Linked DNA regions of Homo sapiens: regions 2 and 3 are each linked to region 1. Evidence: chromatin contacts called from ENCODE Hi-C or POLR2A ChIA-PET data. All regions are on one chromosome and are shown on one strand. The core of a region is the stretch at or near the end of the contact, and the rest is flanking DNA. Distances in the headings are between cores, read along the strand shown.

The links. A loop is a pair of places that touch in the nucleus more often than their neighbours do. ChIA-PET counts read pairs that join two places held with the same protein, here RNA polymerase II (POLR2A). Pooled maps may share reads with other maps.
Region 2: a loop to region 1 is called in a pooled map, with 4 times the contacts of the local background. The contact joins the promoter of DPH2 here to the promoter of PLK3 in region 1. A Hi-C loop is called at or near these places in 1 of 37 single-sample maps with no recorded cell type and 9 of 50 pooled maps.
Region 3: a loop to region 1 is called in a map of PC-9, with 5 times the contacts of the local background. The contact joins the promoter of SLC6A9 here to the promoter of PLK3 in region 1. A Hi-C loop is called at or near these places in 1 of 168 maps with a recorded cell type or tissue (PC-9) and 5 of 50 pooled maps. POLR2A ChIA-PET finds 5 or more read pairs at or near these places in 1 of 52 experiments (activated CD4-positive, alpha-beta T cell).

Annotation. Positions count from the first base shown.
Region 1 is chr1:44,797,393-44,802,422 of GRCh38, forward strand. It overlaps PLK3 (polo like kinase 3), which reads left to right and starts at 2,985. Exons shown (of 15, transcript NM_004073.4): 1 at 2,985-3,281; 2 at 3,448-3,555; 3 at 3,644-3,760; 4 at 4,230-4,359; 5 at 4,453-4,540. The coding sequence starts at 3,072. RefSeq lists enhancers at 1,989-2,657, 2,342-2,401, 2,452-2,841, 3,612-3,661 and a silencer at 2,942-3,221.
Region 2 is chr1:43,966,908-43,971,937 of GRCh38, forward strand. It overlaps DPH2 (diphthamide biosynthesis 2), which reads left to right and starts at 3,103. Exons shown (of 6, transcript NM_001384.5): 1 at 3,103-3,415; 2 at 3,689-3,801; 3 at 4,059-4,282; 4 at 4,480-5,030. The coding sequence starts at 3,269. IPO13 (importin 13) reads left to right here. Exons shown (of 20, transcript NM_014652.4): 18 at 23-112; 19 at 408-589; 20 at 679-1,115. The coding sequence ends at 775. RefSeq lists enhancers at 3,134-3,413, 3,899-4,445, 4,446-4,990, 4,776-5,030.
Region 3 is chr1:44,028,593-44,033,622 of GRCh38, forward strand. SLC6A9 (solute carrier family 6 member 9) reads right to left here and starts at 2,870. Exons shown (of 14, transcript NM_001024845.3): 1 at 2,714-2,870. It overlaps LOC107984948 (a long non-coding RNA gene), which reads left to right and starts at 1,822. Exons shown (of 2, transcript XR_007066054.1): 1 at 1,822-1,957. It overlaps LOC124904168 (a long non-coding RNA gene), which reads right to left. Exons shown (of 4, transcript XR_007066055.1): 4 at 3,951-4,135. RefSeq lists enhancers at 245-804, 805-1,362, 2,004-2,600 and silencers at 1,472-2,021, 2,342-2,411.

The DNA of each region.
Region 1 (5,030 bases), core at 1,735-4,234:
GATAGAGTCTCACTCTGTCACCCAGGCTGGAGTGCAATGGGGCGATATTGGCTCACTACAACCTCCACCTCCCAGGTTCAAGCGATTCTCCTGCCTCAGCCTCCTGAGTAGCTGGGATTACAGGTGGGTGCCACCACGCCAGACTAATATTTGTATTATTAGTAGAGACGGGGTTTCACCACATTGGTCAGGCTGGTTTCGAACTCCTGGCCTCAGGTGATCTGCCTGCCTCGGCCTCCCAAAGTGCTGGGATTACAGGCATGAGCCACTGCGGCTGGCCCAATTTTTGCATTTTTTTGGTAGAGACGGGGGTTTCACTATGCTTCCCAGGCTGGTCTCAAACTCCTGGACTCAAGCGATCTGCCTGTCTCAGCCTCCCAAAGTGCAGGGATTACAGTCATGAGCCACCACTGCACGGCCCCAAAATTTATTTATTTTATTATTATTATTATTTTTTAGATGGAGTCTCCTTCTGTTGCCAGATTGGAATGCAGTGCCACGATCTCAGCTCACTGCAACCTCCCCCTCCTGGGATCAAGTGATTCTTTTTTTTTTAAGACTCTGTCTCAAAAAAAAAGAAAAAAAAAAAAAATATATATATATATATATATATACACGAATTTTGGGCCAGGCACAGTGGCTTATGCCTGTAATCCCAGCACTTTGGGAGGGCCGAGGTGGGTGGATCACAAGGTCAGGAGTTTGAGACCAGCCTGGCCAATATGGTGAAACCCTGTCTCTACTAAAAAATACAAAAATTAGCTGGGCGTGGTGGCACGAGCCTGTAATCCTGGCTACTCTGGAGGCTAAGGCAGGAGAATCGCTTGAACCGGGGAGGCAGAGGTTGCAGTGAGCCAGGATCGCATCACTGCACTCCAGCCTGGGTAACAGAGCAAGACTCTGTCTCAAAAAACAAACAAAACAAAACAAAACAAAATAAATAACGGTGCAAAATTGAATATGCCTTTTTGACTCTCTAAATGCCTCAGATCCATTTACCCTGGGGATTTGTCCTTTCTAGCCCCACCACCATCTCCCCTCTGGAAGACTGCTGACCTATAAGGATAAAGACCAGACTCTTGAGCAGGCACTTAGGGTCTTCCTGCCCATCCCTATCCCCAACTCCCCCTCAGTAATTTTGGCTACTAGTATTTCTCCACATCTGAGGCTATCGTGGGTCTCCCTTCAGTGGTCATGAAGGACAAGGTTGGAGAAGTTTGCCCTCGTGAGTCTGATGAGGGATTGGGTGGGATCCCTCTAATAGCATATGGAGGGGATGAAATGGGCATGAGACCAAAGGCCAGGAGAGCAGCAAGGAGCTGTGGCAATCATCCTGACAAGAGAGACTGTGGCCCAGGCCAGGGTGTGAGGGGAAGATGGAGCCAAGGGGATAGATATCAGAGCTATTTGGGAGGTAAAATTGGCACAAATTGGGTACTCAGCAAATATTTGTTGACTTTCCTGGCTACTCTTTCTAAAGTAGGCTCTTCATTTGCTCTTCTGTTTATTCTTCCTTCATAGCACTTTTCACAGCCTGCAATTACCTTGTTTATCTGCTTGCCTATTGTCTGTTTCCATCAAGCAGAATGTAAACTAAATGAGGGCTGCAAGCTTGATTAGTTTTATTCGAGATAGTGTCCAGCACTTAGCAGATGCTCTCAATAAATCTTTGAGGAATGGCATGGTAATTGATTGGCTGGCACAGAGGGAGGGCAGAGAGGTGAGAGACAAGGCCAGGAGGCCTGTGGTCCTGGGCCTCTGTCTCTGGCCCTGGGAAGGGTGGGCATTGCGCAGGGGTCTAGGGGTCCACGTGGTCCAGAGACTAGCTGCCCAAGTGCCCGTGTCTAGCATTTGAGAAAATGCAATTCCCAGCCAGGCAAGGTGGCTCACGCCTGTAATCCCAGCACTTTGGGACGCCGAAGCGGGTAGATCACCTGAGGTTGGGAGTTCCAGACCAGTCTGACCAACATGGAGAAACCCCGTCTCTACTTAAAAAAAAAAAAATACAAAATTAGCCGGGTGTGATGGCGCATGCCTGTAATCCCAGCTGCTCGGGAGGCTGAGGCAGGAGAATCGCTTGAACCTGGGAGGCAGAGTTTGCGATGAGCCAAGATCGCGCCATTGCACTCCAGCCTAGGCAACAAGAGCGAAACTCTGTCTCAAAAAAAAAAAAAAGAAAGAAAGAAAGAAAAAAGAAAATCCAATTCCCATTCACTTTCTGGCCTCTGGCTGCTGACCCAGGCCCGGGGGTATTTTCAGAGGAAGGGAATTGCGGACCCCGGAGGAACCCGAAATTTGCCCCTCAAGAGTGTAGAAGTGGGTAGCGGAAGATGTGGCCTGGAGCATGGTAAAAGCCTTGAAATTCCAGACTCTGCTTGACTCCTAAACCTGGCAAGGCAGCCCTCGGGCCAGGCAAGCCAGGCGCGAGACTGTGCCTTCCTTCCAGGCCCTAAAGAGGGCAGCACTGGGCCGGGCCCCGGGCGAGGGCGAGGGACACACGCGGTCCGGCACACTGAAAGGGGAGTGTCGGGTAACATGCCCGGGCAAAAGCGAGCGCCGCCCCTGCCTCTCCGCTGCTGGCTGGAACGCTGATCTATCTAGTTGCTGGGGAGACGCCCCCAGATGCCCGGGCCCCACTCGGACTTCAGCACACATCCCGAAGGATGGGGAAAGAAAGAGGCCCCCACGAGCGGGACTCGCAGTGGCCAAGGAGGGGTGAGAGGCGGACAGGGATCAGCTGGCCCCTGCGGCCTGGTTGCACCTGCATGGTGACTAGCTGCCGGGCTGCGCCCCGGGGCGCGGCGAGGAGGCGGGGTCTGGCAGTGCGTTGGGTGGGGGAGGAGCTTCTGGGTGATGTAAGGCCGGGAATGGGAGTGGCCTCTCCTCGACTCGCTGCTAGGAAGGGGGCGGGACTCTCGGTGACCAGACGCCGGGGAGGGGGCAGGCGTTCATTGATAAAACGCTGGGCTCCCCTGGGCGCCAGCGCAGCGTAGCAAATCCAGGCAGCGCCACGCGCGGCCGGGGCCGGGCGGAACCGAGAAGCCGGGACCGCGCTGCGACGCGCCGGCCGCATGGAGCCTGCCGCCGGTTTCCTGTCTCCGCGCCCCTTCCAGCGTGCGGCCGCCGCGCCCGCTCCCCCGGCCGGGCCCGGGCCGCCTCCGAGTGCCTTGCGCGGACCTGAGCTGGAGATGCTGGCCGGGCTACCGACGTCAGACCCCGGGCGCCTCATCACGGACCCGCGCAGCGGCCGCACCTACCTCAAAGGCCGCTTGTTGGGCAAGGTGGGCCGAGGGACGTCCGCGGGGTGGTGATGGTGGAGGTGGGGGTCCCGGCCGGCCTCTTTTCTGGCGCCGAGCAGGGCGTGGGCACTTGACCCCCAACGCGGGGACGCCCGCGGGCCAGACTCGGCCCCCCTGGAACAACCAGCCTGATGCCCCCTCTTCACAGGGGGGCTTCGCCCGCTGCTACGAGGCCACTGACACAGAGACTGGCAGCGCCTACGCTGTCAAAGTCATCCCGCAGAGCCGCGTCGCCAAGCCGCATCAGCGCGAGAAGGTGGGTCCAGGCTCAGCGGGCGAGGGGTGGGGTGGGGACGGTGGCATGGGAACCATGGAAGGATGACGACTCCGCGCCCTCATCGCAGATCCTAAATGAGATTGAGCTGCACCGAGACCTGCAGCACCGCCACATCGTGCGTTTTTCGCACCACTTTGAGGACGCTGACAACATCTACATTTTCTTGGAGCTCTGCAGCCGAAAGGTGAAAGATGGTGATTCCCGCAGGGATGAGAGTGAGGGAGAGAAGACAGTCTTTTTTTTTTTTTTTTTTTTTTTTGAGATGGAGTCTTGCTCTGTTGCCCAGGCTGGAGTGCAGTGGCGCGATCTCGGCTCACTGCAATCTCTGCCTCCCGGGTTCAAGCAATTCTCCTGCCTCAGCCTCCTGAGTAGCTGGGATTACAGGCATGCACCACCACGCCCGGCTAATTTTTGTATTTTTAGTAGAGACAGGGTTTCACCCTGTTGGTCAGGCTGGTCTCAAACTCCTGACCTTGTGATACACCTGCCTTGGCCTCCCAAAGTGCTGGGATTACAGGCGTGAGCCACTACACCCAGCCGAGAAGACAGTCTTAAGACCCAAAGCTGGGGCCCTGTTTCTTCCTCAGGGAGCACAGATGGAGGGGGAGGGGGAGGGAGGGCTCACCAGGGGCTGAGGCAGTGGCTCTCTGCAGTCCCTGGCCCACATCTGGAAGGCCCGGCACACCCTGTTGGAGCCAGAAGTGCGCTACTACCTGCGGCAGATCCTTTCTGGCCTCAAGTACTTGCACCAGCGCGGCATCTTGCACCGGGACCTCAAGTTGGGTGAGACTCCTGAGCCTGGAGGATGGGAGGTTGGGGAGGGAGGGAGGGAGGGAGGAAGGAAAGAATCTGACACACCTCTCTTGCCCCATCTAGGAAATTTTTTCATCACTGAGAACATGGAACTGAAGGTGGGGGATTTTGGGCTGGCAGCCCGGTTGGAGCCTCCGGAGCAGAGGAAGAAGTGAGTTTTGAGGAAAGGGGCCCTGTGTGTGATACAGATGACATGCGTGATAGACAGTGCATATGTATGTGGGAGGCAAGGTGACTGCCTGATGTGTGCATGAGATAAATGGGAAGGGATGATGGGCTGTTCATGCATGTGTGAAGGTGGAGGTGGCAGCCTGTGTTACCGAGACCGGTGGAGAGGGGGAGGATCCTATAGGTGTATGACACAGATAGGGTAGGTGACTCTGAGTCCCTGAGACAGATGGGGGTATACAGATTCTTGGAGGCACATGACTTACCCTTTGTGTGGATGGGGGAAGGTGACAGGCAGCGTGTATGTGTGTGTGAGAGACAGACTGAGAGTGTGGAAATGGTGGGATATGACATTGTGGGTGTAAGAAGACCCTGCTGTGGCCATCATACTTTGTGTGTGTGACACAGATAGCGTATGTGGCAGATGAGTGTTTATGGGGGTTGTGACAGCTGGTGTTGGTGTGTGTGTGGCA
Region 2 (5,030 bases), core at 1,853-4,352, 830 kb before region 1:
TGGGCCTCTCCATCCTCTGCAGACAGAGCTGCTGCCTCGGTGTGGGGAAGTAGAGTCTGTGGGAAAGGTGGTACAGGAAGACGGTCGTATGCTGCTCATAGCAGTGCTGGAGGTGAGACGGAGCAAAGGGGGGTTTGATGGGGGTGAGGGCCCCTCACTGCTGAGGCAGCTGGCCTTCTGGGAGGCTTGAGCCTTTGGTCCCCTAAGCTCTCAGATTCTGTTTCTTCTTCAATTAAATGCCTGAAAGTTGTTAGGATTGCTGTGGGGATCAGCTGGCTCTCAAAAAGCAGCGCTCACTGTGATGTGCAGTTTGGCTTAGGAACTGTCCAGAGGGCAGTTAGGCATTCTTGCTGCAGAAGCGGCGGAAGGGGCAACACCCTGGTGTGCTGAGAACCCCTCTCCCTCAGGCCATTGGGGGCCAGGCCTCCCGCAGCCTCATGGACTGCTTTGCCGATATCCTGTTCGCCCTGAACAAGCACTGCTTCAGCCTCCTGAGCATGTGGATCAAGGAGGCCCTGCAGCCACCTGGTTTCCCCTCTGCCCGCCTCAGCCCTGAACAGAAGGATACCTTCAGCCAGCAGATCCTTCGGTGAGCAGAGCTGGGGTGGGCCTGGGGTCAGGCAGAGAGGGGGCAGTGGTGGTGGCTGGTGCTAACCTGCTCTCCCTTTTCTCCTTCAGCGAGCGAGTGAACAAGAGGCGGGTGAAGGAGATGGTGAAGGAGTTCACACTGCTGTGCCGGGGTCTCCATGGCACAGATTACACAGCTGACTACTGAGGGGTGCCCCCATCCCATCCACCCCTTCTCTTCATCCTTCCCTATTCCCAAAGAGTAAACCTGGACCCTCACTGCTGTCTCTGCCTCCTTTCTGCTGTCACCACCACCTAACTGAAAGCCTGGGTCCAGAAGGCCTGGGGGAAGGATGGGAGGATGCTTGGACCCAGGCCTTGGGAGGGAATGGTGGGAACATCCTCTAGCTCCCAGGTTGGAAGAGATACTACTGTAGCCAAGCCACCTAGGCTGGAGCCCTTCAGAATACTGTCATTGTCCTTGGGGCGGGGTGGTTGCAGTAGTGTCATCAACCCCCCCATCCCCATTAAATTAATCCCAACATGCATGTATGCATACATTTATTTAATCAACACCGCCGAATATTAGGCCCCTAGCTCTGTCCTGCGTCGTTCTGCCCTGAACAAAGGTTGATCTAGTCCATAGCTACCATGGAGAATGGTAGGAAGTGAGGGAAGGCTGCATGGAGAAAGTTTTTGACAGGAATAGTAGGCTTTCTAGGTAGAGGACTTGAGACTTTGGGCTGCAAGTGGGGTAGGGCTGGGTCCGTTTAGGAAGGAAGAAATGGAGTGGAGTTTTGACTTCCGGGAGGGGTTTCTGGTGTGGAGTTATACAACATCGAACTTGCATATGGTTGAGGAGGGCTATAGAAAGGGGCTGAGTGTGTGTGTATTGGGGGGTGGGTGGGTGGCAGGGAGGTGAAGGAGAGAAGATATCTCAGCCGCAGAGGAGAAAAGAGGAAAGTAGGACCTAAGGTTGTCCATATGTCCGCTGCTCCCCGCTTACACAGGACCTCCAGCACAGGATGGTCAGGGATCAATCAGCACCAGGGACAGCTCCTGACCTATTCTTGCTTTTCTCCCTTAGCAGTGTTGCCTCCCTTTCTGTCTCCTCAGCTATAGTTTCACCTAGGCTGCCTCTCAGGTACCCCAGGCTTCTCCTCAGTAAGATCTGAAGAGCAGAATGAGTTCTCCCCACTTTTACCCTTGAGCTTTCAATCTCCTTGTGGGTGATGGGGAACTCGTTACTCCCACATTCATCCCACTCCTTCCCTGTTCAATAGATCCGGGTTTGATGCTGGTTGTGCCACAGAATTAGTGTCTTATTACACAAGTAGTCTCTTTGAACCTCAGTTTCCGTATCTGACAGAGGTATGTAAGGAGGGCATTTCAAGTGATGTTGCATGTGGGGGTGTTTGCATATAAGTAAACATGGGGAGTAGAGGGGATGTGAGGGGCTGGAGGGTAGAGGTCTATGTGGTATGCACTGGGGGTATTGCTGGGAAGCAGCAGTGTTTGAGGATGGCTGGAGCTGTGCAGAGCATCTCCTGTGACTTGAGGATGTGCCAGTCATGTCCTTGGTACCACTCGGGATAATTCTTACTCCAAAGACTGTAAACACTAAAAATGAAGTGCCTAATGTACAGTAAGTGCTCAGTATTTGGCTGATTAAATAGCAAATGCTTTCACTGCATGCGATATCCAAAGAACTACTTTGTAAAGTTTTGTATATAAATTAATTAGACCCTCACAACAATCTTATTAAGAGGTACTATTGTCACAACTCCCCATTCTTCAGATAAGGAAATGGGCATAGGGACATTCCTAAGATACTCAGTAGCAAGTGACCAAGCACAATATTCAAACCCGAGCCGGTCGGCACCAAGTTTAAAATTATGCAGTGTAGCCGGGCACGGTGGCTCACGTCTGTACTCTCAGCATTTTGGGAGGCCGAGATGAGTGGATTGCTTGAGTTCAGGAGTTTGTGACCAGTCTGAGCAACATGGCAAAAACCTGTCTCTACAAAAAATACAAAAATTAGCTGGATGTGGTGGTGCGCCTGTAGCCCCAACTACTCAAGAGGCAGAGGTGGGAGGATGGCTTCAGTCCAGGAGGTGAAGGTTGTGGAGATCGCGCCACTGCACTCCAGTCCAAGCAACATAGCGAGACCTTGTCAAAAAAAAAAAAAAATGAATGAATGAAAGAATTATGCAGTGATACTGCCCAGAGGATAGAGTGCACGTGAAATGCTTAACAGTGAAGTCGGTGTTCCTGATGGCCGCGGGTCGGCTGAACCGGACTCCCAGCGCCCGAGAGGAGGCCAGGGGAACTACAATGCCCACAAGGCTCCGCGCCTTCCTCGATGTACTTCCGGCTGGCCTGGGACTCAGGCTGAACATTGGTTCTCTGTGCGGGGCGGTGGCGGGGATTGGAGGGCGGGAGCTGTGCTGACTTAGGATTGGCAAAATCGCTATCAGCCACGCCTCTAAAACCCGGAAGTAACCTCCCCGGTAGTCCCACGTGTAGCGGAGAAACAGTAGTTAGGATGGCTGAAGGGGATACTCACCGGCTGAAGGCCGACTGTGATTCCCCCTACCCCCACAAGGCGATTTTGACCCCCTGAGGGCTGCTCTAGAGGACTCAGGCCCCGAAGCTGTCCCAGGGAGGTCCCCGCTGCATCCCACCACCCAAGCTGTGCCTCATGGAGTCGATGTTTAGCAGCCCTGCCGAGGCGGCGCTGCAGCGAGAGACCGGGGTGCCAGGACTGCTTACTCCTCTTCCGGACCTGGACGGAGTGTACGAGCTGGAGCGAGTCGCTGGATTTGTCCGCGACCTGGGGTGTGAACGAGTGAGGACAGACTTAGGGAAGGGTGGCTCGCCTCTGTCGGGATGGGTCGCCCAGAGGATCCGGATCTTGGGGGATTTTGTGAGGGCGAGAGGGTGGGGGAATCAGTCTGTCCGCAGCGCGTTGACCATCCCTCCCTTCCACCTACTACGTGGGGCAGAGTGCCCCTCTGGGACCAGGGGCTTTGAAGGTTGAGTGGGAGCTCCTGGAAGATTGCTTTAAAGAAGCCCTCAGTGGGAGAGAGGCTGTCCCTGACTCCATGGTTTATGCTTATAGGTTGCCTTGCAGTTCCCTGACCAGCTATTGGGAGATGCTGTGGCTGTGGCTGCACGACTGGAGGAGACGACAGGGTCAAAGATGTTCATTCTGGGTGACACAGCCTACGGCAGGTGTGAACTTGGCCTTAGGTGGGCCAGGCCTGGGGATCCGGGGCTCATGGGGTTTTACGTCTATGACAGTGATTGCCTTCAATGGTGGTGTTTCTCCTTGATGATAATGGTAATGACTCCCCTTCTGATGCTAGCTCCTTTCATTGACAATGTCTTCCTTTAATGAAACCATTTTATTCACTGACCACATTTCCCAGTGATGACAGCAACTCGCCTCCAGAAGAGAACCCATTTCTCTGATGCTATCTTCCCTGCAGCTGCTGCGTGGATGTGCTGGGTGCTGAGCAAGCTGGAGCTCAGGCTCTCATACATTTTGGCCCTGCCTGCTTAAGCCCTCCAGCCCGCCCACTGCCCGTTGCCTTCGTGCTTCGTCAACGTTCTGTGGCCTTGGAGCTCTGTGTCAAGGCCTTTGAGGCCCAGAACCCAGACCCCAAAGCGCCTGTGGTGCTGCTGAGTGAGCCGGCCTGTGCCCATGCCCTGGGTAAGGGGTTTTGCCTGTGTATGCACAAAGGGTGAGCCAACTGCTTTATGCCTTAATTTCCCCATTTCCATATACCATCCATAGAACTCTTGATATGGGCTTGGCCCCAGCCTACTGGGTCATATTTAGTCTCCTGGGGATGAGGGAGCTCCTGCTTTGCCAGGCTCCAACCTCAACACTACCTCCTTCTCTTCCAGAGGCTTTGGCTACTCTCCTGCGCCCACGGTACCTGGACCTGCTAGTCTCCAGCCCAGCTTTTCCCCAACCAGTGGGTTCCCTGAGTCCAGAGCCTATGCCCCTAGAGCGTTTTGGGCGCCGCTTCCCCCTTGCCCCAGGGAGGCGTCTAGAAGAGTATGGTGCCTTCTATGTAGGGGGCTCTAAGGCCAGCCCTGACCCAGACCTTGACCCAGACCTGAGTCGGCTGCTCTTGGGGTGGGCACCAGGTCAACCCTTCTCCTCCTGCTGTCCAGATACAGGGAAGACTCAGGATGAGGGTGCCCGGGCTGGACGGCTAAGGGCACGAAGACGATATCTGGTAGAGAGGGCCAGAGATGCCCGCGTGGTAGGGCTGCTGGCAGGCACACTGGGTGTAGCCCAACACCGTGAGGCACTGGCCCACTTGCGGAACCTGACTCAGGCTGCTGGCAAGCGTAGCTATGTGTTGGCCCTGGGGCGGCCCACCCCTGCCAAGCTTGCCAACTTCCCTGAGGTGGATGTCTTTGTGCTATTAGCCTGTCCTCTGGGTGCT
Region 3 (5,030 bases), core at 1,620-4,119, 770 kb before region 1:
TAAAAATACGAAATTAGCTGGGCGTGGTGGCAGGCACCTGTAATCCCAGCTGCTCAGGAGGCTGAGTCATGAGAATTGCTTGAACTTGGGAGACAGAGGTTGCAGTGAGTCAAGATTGTGCCATTGCACTATTGCCTGGGCAACAAGAGCAAAACTCCGTCAAAAGAAAAAGAAAAAGAAAAAAGAAAGAGAGAGAGAGAAAGAAAGAAAGGAAGGAAGGAAAGAAGGAAGGAAGGAAGGAAGGAGCCAGGCCAAAAATGAAGGGGCTCAGGTTAGGAAGGTGACAATAGGGTGAGGAGAGGTGCACAGATTTCAGAGAAATATAAAAGGCAACATGGCGAGACTTGGTGATGAATCGGACTGGGTAGGGGGAGGGATAAGAAGGAGTCTCTGGTTTCTGCTGGTGCAGTGGGAGGAAACCGGTGCCCGACCCAGAGGACGAATGCTGGTGAGGCTGCAGGTTTGGTGCGGGGACAGGAGGGCTGGCTTGGACAAGCTGGTCTGAGCTGCTTGTGAGCCAGATGTTGAGACATCAGCCACAGAACCCTGGCCCACCTTGACAGTCTCACCGCTGAGTATCAGACAGGACTGTCAGGTCAATCAGTTTTAACGGTCCATCTTGGCCAAGCCCTGGAGTCCTCACGGGGGATGGAAAGGTGACAGGCTCTTTTCCTAGCTTGAAGGACCGCACAGTTTAGTAGACAGAGGAAGAAGCATAATTTCCATTCACTGTGTTGGAGGAAGTGGAGGAGCTGTGGGAGCAGGAAACAGCCCTTAGTTCTACCTGGGAGCCCAGGTCAGCAGCCTGCGGCCATCTGCCGCCACGTGAGACTACCCAGCACTTGCAGAGGGCTCCTGCTTCATGCCTTTGCCCCGGCACCCGTTCCATGTTTTTTGAGCACCCTTGTCTCCACTTCCACCTGTATGTATCCTACCCATCCTCAAAACCTATCCCAATGCTATTATCTTCATGAAGCCTTCCTAGGTCCTCCCCGTTGCTGTCAGCCTTCCTACTGTACCCCCACGCTTGCCACACGTAGCAATTGAGGCATGCTTCCTTGTGCCCAAGTCTGGCTCCCCACTAGATGGAGAGTTCTACCAGGGCAGAGGCGTGATTCTTCTGTGTCCCCAGAGCCGGGAACTGAGCAGGTACAGCCGCAGTCGCCGCATAGGCCAAGTAAAGGGGGCGTTTTCTCTGCGGTCCTTGGAAACACTTGGGCATGCTCAGTGTCGCCCATTAGTCCCTAGAACCAGTCCCCTCACCCACTACTCTCCAACCTTCTGATGCTCCCTCACTTTGGCAGTCTTTAACCTTTCAGGTTTTTCTCTTTCCCCACTCCTCGCCCTGCAGCCTTTATTTCCCAACGGCCGCACCCTCACGCTCCTTTCAGCGGAGAAATAGACCGCGCTTTGTGCGGAAGCTGTCAGCGAGCAAGCGTCCCGTCTCCTTTAAGAGTGATCCGCGAGGGGGTGTGGCTTGCGGAGAGCAGGCCCGAAAGGGGGTGCGGCTCCTTTAAGTATCCGCCGGCCCGAGGCGCGGAGGCCTCCGGCCGGCGGGCAGGGGCGCGGTCGGTCTGGGAGCAGCGGCACCGCCCGCAGCGTCCCGGTTCCTCGAAGTGGGGCGCGTCCGCTTTAATCGGGGAGAGAGATGTGGGGGCACGGGCGTTACATCAGCCGCCACGTGTGGGCCTAAGCTGGCGTGGAGGCGGCGGCCCCGCCCCCGGCCCCTGCGGTGGAAAAGTACCGGGGCGCCGAGGTCCCCGCCCCACGGCCCCGCCCCCGGGCCGGCACCGGCCCCTCCCGGCCCTCCGGGCAAGCCCCACTCTCCCGCCCGGCCCGGCCCCGCCGCCTGCTCGAGATCTGCAGTGGCTGCCGGGTGCGGAGCGCCGGCCGGGGGTGGGCTCTCCAGGGCTGCTAGGCCCCTGCCCTCACCTGCGGCCGCCCGGCCCCGCCCTAGGTGTGCCGGTAATGAGGGTTGGGGTGGGGAGGGCACGGATTCTTCCCAGGGTAGCAACCCCCAGAGAACTCCCGGCTCGCTCGCAGTCCCTTCCCAAAGCCGCGGCCAGAGCGCGGACAAAGAGAGGCTGAGTGCGCCAGGACTCTCCCGCGCGGCTTCCCGGGTCCCGCGGGCGCACGGGCACTGGAACCGGCACCGGGAGGGCAGATAGGGAGGCAGGCCGGCTGGAGGGGCCAGATAGGCAGCCAGGCTGGCGGGCGCTGAGAGGCGATGGAGCGAGCGGGAGCCCGCACGCTGGGTGCAGGCACGGCCGACTGTCGACCCCTGCAGGCCCCCAGAGCGCAGAACCACTGGCTCCTCGGACGGACAGTGCCACGCTCTGGCTCCGGCGCTACCCGCACAGCCTGCGCCCGCCGCCCCCGATCGAACCGGCGTCTGGCGCCCCCCCGCCACCCCACGCAGGAGCTCCCCCCACTTCCCTCTCCCTCCCGCTTCAGCTCCTTGGTGACAGCGGTGACACCCAGACGCGCGCACCTACCCCGATCTTTGCGGCGAGACAGACATCCCGGTGCGTGCACCCACACTCTTACCCACAGATGCCCGCATACATGCGCGATCACACACACACACACACACACACACACACACGCACACGCTGGTCCTGGGGCTCAGCCCCGCGGAGCCGCCGAACACTCAGACCGACGGCAGGACAGACGGAGGCGCGGGCCCCAGCGTCCCTTCCCCCAGCCCCCTTACCATGCTGCAGCCCCCGGCCCAGGCGTGCTGGGTCCGCACCGCGGTGCGCCCAGGTGGCTTTCTTAAAGGGAAAGTTGCATCAGCCTCCCGAGGCTCTGTGCCGCGCCGAGTTCGCCCGCCCCGCCGCGCCGCTCGCAGCTCTTCCACAGCCTGTTGTGTTTTGGTTTCGGGGAGGCGGGGGCTAAGAGTTTGGTGAAAGTTTGAAGAGTGGAGAAGGCTTGGGAGATCTAGCCAAGTCCCTCCCCTACCCGAACGGCTCCCCTGGCCGTCCTCCCCTCTCCATCCCATCCCCTCCTCCCGTGCCGACTTCTCAGGCTCCTCCTCCCAGGGAATAAAATTACAAGTCTCTCCAGCTTTCAGATGATTGATCCCCACGAACCCCTGGGAGTGAGCGCCACAAAGGAGTCCCCTTCTCCGCCCCTGCCTCGCTGCCCTCCAGCTGGGGCCCTTGAGCAAGCAGATGTGGGCCCCTTCGGGCTAGGCTGGAATGAAGCCAGAAGGCCTGGGGCACTATGGGGGGCTGAGGCTGGAGTTAGCCCTCCAGGCCCCTGGCCTTCTGCGCCTGCGTTTCCCCTAGAGAGAAGTCAGAGCAAATTCCATTCCCTTTGGAGCAGAGCCGCTAGAGACTGTGGGCATTGCTGGGTAAGGCCTAGGTCCTACTCCTTGGAACTGGAGGGCTCGGGGTAGCCCTTTCTCAAATTTCCCTCCTGGACCACCGGCTTGGTCAGCTCTACTTTTGAGGTGGTGTTACAGGGGCTGCAGACACCAACCTGGGATCCCTCCTCCTTCCATGGTGAGACAGACCTGGGTTACAATCTCAGCTAAAAAAGAGTCTTTGCCAAAAGGAGCATGGTGAGCCTCGGTTTCCTCCTCTGTGAAACAGAGAGAAGGGGCTAAGGAAATGCATGTGTGTGTATATAAAGCCCATTGCTCCAGGCTGCCTCTGGGGAGTGGTGGCTGGCATTTGGAATGAGCCTCCCACATTTGCATACCTTGTGAGAGCCACCACCTTTCATGGAGAGTGGCCAGTTAGTTCTGTCAGAGGAACTGGTTTTTGCCCCAACCTGAGTAGGGCATCTGCTCAGGGAAGGGGCCCAGCCCACAGAGGCAATTTCTACTTTGGACCCTGAGTCCTCACCATTTTCTGGCCAGGAAACAGTTTAATTTTTTTCCTTGGGACAGTCAGCCTCCAAGAAGCGAGTGCACACATGCCAAACTCACGTGAAACCAATTGTTGAGTGAGATTCCAGTTTATTAATTTATCAGAGGCACTGAACAAGATAACAGGCATCAAGCCCAGGCATTCCCTGAAATGCGAGCTCTCTCAGGCCACACGCGGTCCATTCCACAAACCTTCCTCAGAGCCAAAGTACAAAGACAGCTCTCTGTTGTCTCCTATTCACATTGGACTCCTGATCAGATCTGGGAAGACACCTTAGTCTTATCAGCGAGATTATTTTCACTTTTACTTTGTCCCCAAACCTAGTAGGTATAGCATGTTTGGGATTTTTAGTCTCCTACAAGCCAAGTGCAGGTGTTTCTTGCGTGAGTTGTGTGCACACACACCTGGATCTAGGCAACCTGTTGTGTCTGTGCCCCCAGACACCTGAGCCCCGATTGTGTATTTGTGTAGGTACATCTGTGGAAGACTGATTGTGTGCACTGCAGCAGGTCTGTGTAGTTATGTGTGTGCTCAATTCCTGGGACTGGGCAGATGGGGTCCAAGCCCTCTATATCTCTCCTGCCAGGACGTAACTTCCTCCATAAGTTTTTTTTAGGATCTTCCTCCTTGCCTCCTCGCTGGGGCTCATCAAAAGGGATACCACCCCAGGGAAGGCAGATGGAGGATGTCGAAGAGGCCCCCAAGTAGAGGAAGGCGGACAAGGAAGAGTATGAAGGGGAAAAGGCCTCCCTCCTTCTCCCTTCCAGCAGTAGGCTGGGGTGGGGACAGGCCTAGAAGAGGGCACTGAGCGCTAAGAACACTCAGTGAAGATTCCGAGAGTTTTCATGGCTCAGGGAATCCATATGAAGGGAGGCAGGTGTAGGGTGCTGCAAGCCAGACTTCCAGGATGCCCTCAGGCCTAGGGGCTTGGGGCCTGGGCTGTTAGAAGAGAGGAGGATGGGTGCTCAGGGGCCAGCCCTCTGAGGCTCCGTCAGAAAGAGGAAGGCTTGGGGACTAACCTAGGGACAGGGACGTGGGGTGAAGAGAAAATTTTCCTTGGAGTGTTTAGGGAGATTGGGGATGTTGGCCAGAGGGCTTTATTAGACTAACACTGGCATAGCTCAAAGTCTATTTGTATACATAGAAACAGATTCA